Regions from separate parts of the Homo sapiens genome. Here region 1 is linked to region 2. The links are chromatin loops, found by intact Hi-C in ENCODE. Cell type or tissue: sigmoid colon. All regions are shown on one strand. Links, peaks and the distances in the headings refer to the core of each region. The heading gives the core; the rest is flanking DNA.

Evidence for each region. Peaks named below come from ENCODE experiments on the same cell type or tissue, not always from the same donor. Only the 100,000 strongest peaks of a DNase experiment are listed, where the experiment ranks them.
Region 1: it touches region 2 in a loop (3-fold over the local background); 30 of 110 quality-filtered maps call a loop at or near these places.

The regions. Positions count from the first base shown.
Region 1 is chr1:117,669,247-117,674,593 of GRCh38, forward strand. No RefSeq gene overlaps it. Among named protein-coding and RNA genes, the nearest start is that of TENT5C, 66 kb to the left of the region's middle. In sigmoid colon, for the core only: a CTCF peak has its summit at 3,004 (motif pointing left); a DNase peak (open chromatin) is centred at 3,005; H3K27ac peaks cover 106 bases.
Region 2 is chr1:117,755,871-117,761,217 of GRCh38, forward strand. No RefSeq gene overlaps it. Among named protein-coding and RNA genes, the nearest start is that of TENT5C, 150 kb to the left of the region's middle. In sigmoid colon, for the core only: a CTCF peak has its summit at 3,155 (motif pointing left); a DNase peak (open chromatin) is centred at 3,141; H3K4me3 peaks cover 729 bases; H3K27ac peaks cover 564 bases.

The DNA.
Region 1 (5,347 bases), core at 1,768-4,267, 87 kb before region 2:
CTGTTAGGAACAATGCTTCTGTATTTTATATTCTTCTTATATACATCTATGTTTTATATTCTTAGAATAAATTATCTAAAGAAGAAAGGAAGGAGATACAGGATGATAAATGCTTAAGGGGGCTATGTAATACTTTTTTCTTAAGATAGGAAAGAATTAAACATACATTGGTTTTGGGTCTGACCAAGTACAGAGGGAGCAGTGGAAGATACAGGGGAGAGGTCTTCTGACTGGAAAACACATAGGAGGGGATGGGGACACGGGAGGCTGAGAGCATTCATGTCCTCAATTTTTTACCCTTCCCTGTCTGCAAGCCGTTTGCCATGTAACTTTGGAGTTCTTCCCATAAAAGCACAGTATTTATTTCCCTACTCTGCAGGGCTTGCTTTGGCATGCAGAATGAAGCAAAGGGTCAGTGTGCCAGTTCTGAGCCTAGGCCTCAAGGGGCATTGAGCGTTTCCAGGGCTCTCTCTTGAGCCTCTGTCATAGATATGAAAATGCACCCGAGCCAGCCTGTTGGAGGTGAGAGACCAGGGAGCAGTGCGCGATCTCCCCAGCTGCCTCTGCCAAGGGTGGCCTAGATCAGCCAACAGCCCGCAGCCCCTCACACGTGATGTGTCCAGCCCAAATCAGCAAAGCTGCCTGACTGACCCGAAGCACAGAAGTGGTAAAGTTTATTATTGTATGTCATTGAGGTACAGATGACTTTTCACCTGGGAACTTTGCAGCAGAAGCTGACTGATACATGGTGCTCAGGATAGAGGTAGAGGGAAAGAAGGAAAAGAGGTTTCAGATCTAGGTAAGTCCAGGCATTACAGAAAGAGCTGCTTTTCTGTGGATGTGGTCGTGTTCTTTGCAAAGACTATTTCTTTTCTGCCTCTGATGGTGGGTGGGCAGAGGATGACCATGCATCTTAAATGAGCCACTTAAACTGAGGAATTAAACTCTTTTTTTTTTTTTTAAGATGGAGTCTTGTTCTGTCGCCCATGCTGGAGTGCAGTGGTGTGATCACAGCTCACTGCAAGCTCCACCTCCCAGGTTCAAGCAATTCTCCTGTCTCAGCCTCCCGAGTAGTTGGGACTACAGGCATGCGCCACCACACTCAGCTGATTTCTGTATTTTTAGTAGAGACAGGGTTTCACCATATTGATCAGGCTGGTCTCAACCTCTTGACCTCAGGTGATCCGTCTGCCTCGGCCTCCCAAAGTGCTGGGATTACAGGCGTGAGCCACCACGCCTAGCTAGGAATTAAACTCTTAAAGTTTTCTGTCTCAGCTACCAGGGCCAAGATGTAAGAAAAGGGAAGTTAGACTTTTGTTTAAAGAAAGCATGAGACAGGCCACCCTACGAACCAGGGCTGCCATAGACAGTGATGCAGGCTGTGCCCTGCACAAGGGCTCCTGGCCAAGGGCAGTGTGAGATGCATTCAGTGCAATGAAGCATGGATAGGAAGAACATGTCTGCATCAAAGTGCAACTTATACTCTGTGTACCAAAAAGAGTTTCACTGATAAGAATGAGGGGAAAATAGCACCTACAATTAGATACAGAATTTCCTCAGTATCAAAAAGCTAAGTTGTTTCTTTTCTGAAGCCCTTGATATACAATAAAAATAAATCTTATGCCCCACAGATAACGCTGGTTTAGTTTCGGTATCTTGGTGCCACCAGGAGCTGCGTGCTCTTTTTGAAATGATGAGAGTAGGTAAAAAGTAAGGAGTCTCTCCTGTTTCTCTTTATAGGATGGTTTTCCTGCTCTGTTAAGTGGCGCTCATCCTTCAGCTCCACACTCAAGGGGCAAGGACTCCTGTGGTTAAATATTCTGAGATCAATGCCACAGAGGGAAGCCACTCAAAGGGAAAGTCTTGGGCCTTTGGGTGTGGGGCAGGACTTTCTCGAGTTCCCGTGAGTCAGAGAGTCTCAGGAAGGGAAGGATCAGCAGAGTCATTCGGACCACCCTTTCATTTAACAAATGAGGAAAAAGAAGCCAGAGGGGGAAGGGACTGGCCCAGGGTCACGTAGCTCATAAACGACACAGCGGCAATGAAAACCCAGAGACTTTCACTTCTCTCCCTTCATTCTTTTTCTTCCATTCTCATCAAACCCGAAGAACAGGAATGGATGGTTGTTATAATACTGGTCCAGGAGGAGAGGCTTTAAATCAGAGTCCAAGGCAAAGTCCCTTTCAGAAAGCTCTGCTGGCCTGAGAGCCTTCCTCAATGCTTTGCCCACACGGCGCTGCACGATGCTGCCACGGCACCTCATGCCTCAGTGTGCTCTGGTTATATCTCAGGTCCCCCTGACCAGGAGAAATCTCCTGGAACAGTCAGAGACAGGTCACACCTCAGGCCGAACGCCCTGGGCCCAGGGTTAGGATTCACAGAATTGCGTGCTGAAACCTCCCAACAGTGGTTGAACTCTGGGTTCTGACACATGAGTGGATCAGGACCAACTGGGTCTAGATTTCTAAAATGCCTTCTGAAATGCTGCTTTTCCAGCAGTGGCAGAGAGCAGGGTGAGCAGTGAGGAGAATATAGGGAGGGGAAGACTGTGCTCTCAGACACCAGGACAGCCAGCCCAAATACACACCAGAGCCTGGGCCCAGTGGGTTCTAGTCCTGCCCTGTGTAACTTGCTGTGCAGCTTTGGGCAGATCCCCTCCCCTATCTGGTCCATGGCCTCCCAATCTGTGACATGAAGGCGTGGACCGGATGGTCACTGAGGCCCCTCCCAGCTTGGCCATATGTCCAGCCTTGAACCACGTGTAGACTCAAAGCAATTAGCCAAGAAGAGGAGTCTCCAGACAATTCCTCTTGCTCCACCCTGCCTCTGTGTCTGGTTCCTCTCCTGGCAGTTTCTATTTTCTGCTCTGTCTGGACAGAAGGGCTTGCTTGGCTCTGTCTGTCTTCCAGCCTTCCCTAGGAAATTGTCTTTGCTTGGAGCACAATGACGCACAGGGGTGCCCCCTGCCGCTCAGCTCTGTGCCATGGGCTTCCAAGGGCTACAGAACAATGGGGTGGAGGGGGAGCCTTTGGGTCAAAGTCTTGGGCAGCTGCCAGGCAGAAGGGAAGTGCAGAGGCTGGCCCTGGTGCAGGGTCACAGAGATCTCCCTTCTCTCTCTGCACTGTCTCCTTGGCCTGAGTAAGCAGAAGGTCCTGGATGCTGCAGCCACAGAGGCGGGAGGCAGAACAGCAGAGACCTGAGAAGGATAGGAGTGACTCTTCAAGAATGAGGTCTGGAGACCAGAGCAGGAAGCCCTCAGAATAGAGAGAACATGGGCAAGGTGGTCAGCAGGCTGGTGGGCAGCCCCGCTCAGATCCCTCCCCTAGAGCAGAATGGTTACAAAACCTGGGTATGGGGGCCTATTCTGGAGTGGCCTGGCCCAAACAGCAAATTGTTGTGAACCCCCATATTTTAACTTAAAAATCCAGTGCCTGTCACATGATGGACGCTCAGTAAATGTTTACTGAATTAATGTGAATCCTGCATTCTACTGCATCATCTGTATAATTCCTGATTTTCGGGCTCTTGAGGGCTTCTCGTACCCCTAGCTCACTGCCTTGTACCCTCTGAGAAGCAGGGCTGGGATGGAGAGAGTTCTGCGTGTGTTGTCGGGCACCCTGAGCCATCGCTGGGCCAAGCCATTGCACCTGCCAGGGCCCTGGTTTTCCCATCTGTGAGACAGGATAGAGAGGCAGGACCGCAGGCCTCAGCCAGCTCGGGAATGGCAACTGCTGGCACTCCAGTGTGCATCAGTATGTCTGAGATAGCCGGCGAACGGAGCACTGGGGCAATGTTTGAAGGGCAACTGAGCCTCACTAGGGTGAAGCTTGTGCCAAAGCAGCAGGAAAGCGTGTTCCATACTCTGTGCCACCTCTGATTGCGTCTTGAATATTCCATGCTTTTATGTTTCTGGGTATGACCAGAAGCTTGGAAAAAGTTCCTTGCATTGTGACCCACATGTATATCTGTGTTAAAAAAAAATGCTGAAGTCTGCATCATGCTTTTCAGATTTGTTAATTCATTTGATTATTCATTCGTTTATTCATTCATTCCAAAAACATTCATTGAACACCACAATGTGGCAGATGGTAGGGTCCCTCATTGGGAGGAGACACTCAGTGAAATAAACAGACAATTACACTGCAATGCACGAAGTGCTATAATGATGGCATGAACAAAGTGTTTAGGATGGTTTGCAATGGCACTCACCTTTTCCTCTGGAGCACAGAGTGTGTCCATGTGCTCATCACCATCACTCTCTGAAGAGGGGACAGTGTCTATGGAGGAGGACCCTGAGGCTCAGAGAGGTTAAGTGACTCACACAAGATCACACAGTCCTTATCTTCCGATGCTAAACCCAGTGCTCAAGGGATTACTTTGTATGTTACCCCACAGCTATGGATATAATGTTATGACTCACCTCCTTTTGGGGTTCTTTTAGTGAATCACTGTTGCTTTATTAAGTCTCTTTTGTCCTGCTAAAAAAAAAAAATTGTGAAACTATCTGCTTGACCACTTTCTTTATAAAACTGGTCGGTCTGATGGGCTTGTGTTAACCTTTAAGAAAATGAAAATATTTTAAGATTTTCTTTTTTGGCCCTATCTTGGGCTGGACAGTCATTCCCATCTCTTCCCTCCACAGACAGCCATGGTCTTTAGACCATCCAGGAGAAACCTCCCTAGGTTTGTGAGCTGTTGGGATCATTGTTACCACTGTGGGTCCCTTTTCAGCCTCCTATGTATCAAACTGACTTTGCTTTCCTTTCAACCTTCCAGAAATTAGACCCACAAAACATAGAGATGGGTCACATAAGTCAAAACGGAGGCAGAGGCTGGTGAAACCCTTTACCCTCTGACAACAGTGTTCTTCAGGATTCTTGAGAACAGGTGAACACATTTGAATTGAGCCCTGACTTTGCTCTGTGACTCTGTCCCTGTCCTTGAACCTCTCTGAGCTTCCATGAGCTCATCTGGCATACAGATATATCAACAGTCACACAGATCACAAAAAGATGCCAGGGTTTACAAAGCAATTCGTAAAAAGTGACCTCCTTGATGAATGGAGGGTGCCCAGCAGGCTTCTTTAGGGTGTGTGAGCAAGGCAGCATGAATATTGGAAAGAGTCTGGACTTTGAAGTGAGAAGATCCAACTTCAGACTCTGACGCTGCCTTTTACGAGCTATGTGACTTTGAGCAAGTTTCCAACAGCCCTAAGACTCAGCAGCATAACTAGGATGATGATGGCACCTTCCCCATCCACCTTACCCCCAAGTTGTTAAGAGAATGAAAGCAGCTGAAGCCCTGCTAACCAGGCAATCTGGGCTGCATGCTGGTCAGTGCCAGGACC
Region 2 (5,347 bases), core at 1,661-4,160:
GAAGGACATAGATGATATTTTCCTGGTCTATACACAGAAGCTCGCTCCAAAGCTAAGACACTGGACATGAGGTATGTGTTCTAAATTCTTTGCTGGACATTTAATTCTGCTAAAAGGAGAGCATCTGATAAGTTTTCAACCTACTTCACTGGCATTTTTATTGTGTAGTATGTGAATGCATTAACAAAGTTGATAATACACTGGACTTCACTTTCACCATCAAAGAAGAACAAGTTTGGTGATGTAAAAATGGGAGGAGCATTGGGAGAAAATGACTGTGTCATTTTCCAATTTATAAGCACAAGAGACAGAAATAATGTGCCTATCAGTACTCTGAATAGTGGTGATTTTCAAAATGAAACTTTACAATCACAAATTATACCCATAAAGGAGAAAAAAGTAAGAATTTTTTGGTGATACTAGTTTACTCCATGTATTATTGTGCACTTACAACCTTCCAAGTTCTACGCTACAGGGGAAACATATTTCTTTTAAAACGCCCTTGTCCTAAAAGAGCTTACAGTGTATAATTTATGGGGATGACCATCAAGTATCCAATCTCAGTATAGTTTCATTACTGCTAAGAGAGAAGTGTGCACAGGCTGCTATTAAAACCTATGAGAGGCACCTAGTCAGATTAGGAAGAGTCACAGAAAGCTCCCCAGTGGAGGTGAGAGCTGAGCTGAGTTTTAAAGAATGCAAAGGAATTACAAGGTAAGAAGGAGATTCTATTTTGAATAAATAGAATGTCTGAAAGACATCACAGTGGAAACTTGAAACAATTTAACATTACTGTAAGACTGAGTTCAAATTAAGGAATAAAGGAAAATGAGCCTGGAGAGGTACAGAGAGGGCCAGGTGATGGTGGGCCTTGTGTAAAGAGAGCTTTCTATAAAGGTCTTGCTACTAATGAGCTTGGATGTTATTCTGTAGGCAGTGAACACCATGGAAAAGTTTAAATTGATTGAGTGCCATGGTCTAATTTATATCTTAGATCTGTGGCATCATGTGGGGTGAATTTTACAGGGTCAAAACTGAAAGTAGAGAGACCAGTGCTGAAGGTGCATCAGAAGTCTAAAAGAGACCAGGCATAAATTACGAAGTGGCAAGAGGATGAAGAAGAGGGATGGTTTGGGGTGGATTTTAGGAGGTAGAATTGACATGATTTTGCTATGAATTGGATACAGGAGACAAGCAAAAAGGCCTGATGCTACTGCTGATGATAACGTAAAAGATAATATTAGTGACTGAAGACATGGATGAGATGGCCCAGGGAGAGTGCTGGGATAAAATGAAAAGAAGATGGAGGGTTCGTTGGGGCTCAAACCGAGAAGAAAGTTGAGAAGAAGCAGCCAAAGAAGGAGGAAAGAAACCAGCAGAGAGTTGGCATGAAAAATAAATGCAAGAGTTGTAAGTAAAAAGCCATCAGTGTTCAAGTATCGAACTTCACAATACCAGGGCAGTTTTGATCCAGTCAAGAGCAGGTCAATGGAGTGGTGAGAACACAAGCCAGATTGCAGGGAGCTGAGGGGGAGCGGGAGGAGAGGAAGTGGAGACAGAACATGGGCTGGTCTATCAAGACTCTTGGCTGTGAAGAAAGGACAGATTTATAAAGAGGTGCCAGTTGAGGGTGGAATTTTTTTAAGGACATTGAGAGACCTGAGCACATTTATGTGGAGAGGGGAAGAGCCATCAGAGATGAGGTTGAAGATAGAGGCTGACTATAAGGGAGTCCCCTCTGGCAATGGCCCATGCTGCCCCTCACAGGAGTGAGCTCTCCATCACAAATGCTAGAGGAAGACTTCCTTGATCAGCCTAGCTCAATCCAGTAGCACCTTCTAACTAAGATTTTTCAATATAACAGTGATTTATTGGAGCTTTCAGTATTTGCATTGCCTTACACTAACCCAGTGGAGCACACAGATAAATTGAAGCTACAGCATGGATTGAATCATCCAGTTCTGAAGCAAGAGCTGTTGACCACTTGGCCACTCCTAGGCCCCTCTGATTCAGAGATTACAACGACTTAACTCAGGAGTCCTTCAGAGGTGATGGTCAAGCCAGCCAGCTCCTTAGTCACCTTCCCATGTCTCCTTTGGGGGAAAGCCAGGAAAGGCCACTTCTTTCCAACTTCTAAAGCAATATTCGTCTTTGAACCCTATTATTATAATTCAACTCAACTTCATTAGCGAGTCAAACACCCTTTGAATGCACTGTCCCCCTGGCTGCCTTGTGATAGGAAACACAGCTCCTGCCCTCAAGAAACTCAGTCCTTCCCCAGGCATTTAGCTTTTCTGGAAACTGGAGATAAATAGAAGAAGAACTGATACGACAACCAAGGTGGTGCTTAAAAAACTTGTTTACAGAGCCCTCAGATTCTAAGGGGGGGCTTCCCTAACCAACCAGGGGATGGAGGTAGGAGCAGTATAGACTCCAGGCCTTCCCACCCAGCTTCAAATCAAGTAGCTCTACTTTTATTCATTTTATATATTTAGGTTGTCATAGGTTTTTGTTTGAACCAAGAGACTCACAGCTAAGAGATGCTTAAAACCCCACCAAAGTAATATTTGCTGATCAAAATCAAGAAAAGCATAACTCAATACTGAGTTACCAAAAAAAAAAGGAGATCGAAAGTCATTGCAAAGGGGTTAATTTGATCTTCTCAAGCTCTATTCATGAACTCATTCATCCGGAAGACAAATACATAGCAGCAGGCACTGTGCCAGTCCCATGTCGGGCACTGGGGAGACAGAGGTGAAGGAAACTTGATGTCTGCTCTCCAGAACTTCACAGGGAGACAGACAGGGGAATGATAGCTCTCTAGAGTGGTGTCCTGATCAAGGTGTGGATTAAGGACGGCGGGGAGACAGAGGTGACAAGGATTCGCCCTGAGAAGTGGGGAGAGAGGCTTTGTCAGGGAGAGCTTCACCAGGGTCTTAAAGGATGCCTACGGTCAGCCGGAGAGGGAGGAGGAGGGGCGTGCACCGATTCCCACGGCTGCAGCAGGGGGCGCGGAAGGGTAAATGCGTTTACTGGGCGAGGGAAGTCGCGGCTTTCTCCTCAGGCTGAACCTGGGCATCTGTCTCTGAGGCTAAAGCGCTTCAGAGCCCTCATGTCTGTCAGGGGCTCCCGCACCGTGTCTTTCTGAGTACTGCCACCTAGTGGCCACTCTCAATTCCCACATTTCCCTGGACAGCCTGGAGTCATTTGTCTTCCCACTGATTTGAGGGTTAAGCAAACAGTGAGCACACACAGTGGATAAGTGACTTCTCCGGTAGCACACAGTTTGTGAGGCTGGGGCTGGAACAGAACCTAGCTCTTGTGATCCCAGGACCAGGTCTGGTATGGGCCGGTTTGCCCCCGTCCACACTCGCTCTGGCAGGTTGAGGCTGAAGGTCAAGTCGATAGATGACTACTCTGGAGCGCACTTCAAATCCTCTTCCCAGGCTTCAGAGGGGTAGGGACACTTTAAGAGAGAAGGAATGTGGGAGTAAGTGGATGAGCTAGAGAGAAAAGAAGATATATATTGTTTTCCCCACCTCACTCTCACCAGTCCAGCCTTCAAACCTATCTCAGCAATGAGAAAAGGGGGCTAATGATGTTCTGGGACTGGATAGAGACCATCGCTTCAGGCATTAGGTTGCCACCATGTCGACAGGAGAGGGGAGGGGCTCTCAGCCATCTTTTTTTCTGAGGAATGGCTGGGGGTGGGGGAGTCCCATGGCCACAGTCAAAGAATAATAGCAGGGTCCCAGGGACAGGACTAGAAGTTTCTGAAAACACCTGTCAGTTGCTGAAGGTTAAAAAAAAAAAAAAAAAAAAAAGCTGGACCATACCAGACCTAGTCCTATTTGAATCATATTTAAATATGATTCTCTGCTCAAGATGACAATTTGCATGCAACATGTTTCAGAAGCCCATCTGGTGTTACAAAATCCACTGTGGTTTCAACCTGTCCTTTCAATCAACCATCCTGGTTGGATTATAAAGACTTTACAATAAAAATCATAGGAATAATAAGGATAATAGAATTGACACAGTAGAAAAAACAAAACGAGGAACCAGATAGTAAAGGAGGTGGCAGAAAAATCTATATATTGAACAACACAACTTTTGGCCGAGGAGGACTATAAAACTGAGCCTAATCTTTGGTCTTAGCATCCCATCAGCCTGGGAGGGAAAATAATGCCCTGAATGAGCACCAGGCATCCCATTCAGGTCCCATCAGGTAGGTATCTTCATCTTCATTTTGTAGAGGAGGAACCTAAACCTCATGGTGGTTATTTGGCTTTCCTGAGGTCATGCAGTTCTTATATGATAGAGGCACTCTGTGAAATGATAGATGCCTGACTTATTTCATTGGCAACCTGATCTGTTTACCTCCTGAACCCCAAGCTGTGTCTAATCCCACTTGCTTTTTTTAAGAGAGTATTCCCAGCATGAATCCTTTTGTCACAAAGAAAAAAAAAGTTTTCTGGCTGGGTGTAGGGAGAGCTGGGCTAGTTTGGTTCATGATGGGTGGGGGGGCATGGCCAAGGTGAGCTTACACGGGAAATTCCCTTCCCTCCTCCCAGTAAAAAAAATCCCTGAGTTGTTTCGGAAAGTCCCATGCTGAGGCTGGGCAGTGTGGCTAGGTATCAAAGTGCTGGAGCCTTTCCTTGTATCCATCAAGCTGAATTCACAAAGGGAGGGAGAGAAGAAGGGAGGAGAGGCTGGGGGCTGCTTCTGATTAGCCTGTCCTCTGCCAAAGTGAGATGTCCTCTCTCTGTGGGCAATTAAATGGTTCTCATGAATCCACCATCTGGGCTCAGCAATGTGTGCTGTGGCTGCTTTCTCTCTCCACCCAACCCCACCCCACCTCTGGCTCAGGAGCCAGGCCAATGAGATTCAGAAAATCTAGCCCTTCCCCCACCTCACCGTTTCTCCCTTCCTACAAGGGCTGCTGCAAATGGCTACAGAGGGCTACGCAGTTCTCCAGGCCTCCACCTCTCAGCAGATAAAGCCAGCCCAGGGGCATGGAAAAGTTCTTGAAGAAAATTAAAAGTGCTATTCCAGTGAACACATAGATGATAAGAAAGTGAAACAGCCTTACTGCTGATGTAGAAAAAGTTTTAGTGTTCTGGATAGAAGATCAAACCAACCGCAACATTTCCCTTAAGCCAAAGCTTAATCCAGAACAAGACCCTAACTCTCTTCAATTCTATGAAGGCTGAGAGATGTGAGGAAGCTGCAGAAGAAAAGTTTGAAGCTAGCAGAGGTTGGTTAATGAGGTTTAAGGAAAGAAGCCACCTCCACAACATAAAAGTACAAGGTGAAGCAGTAAATGCTTATGTAGAAGCTATAGCAA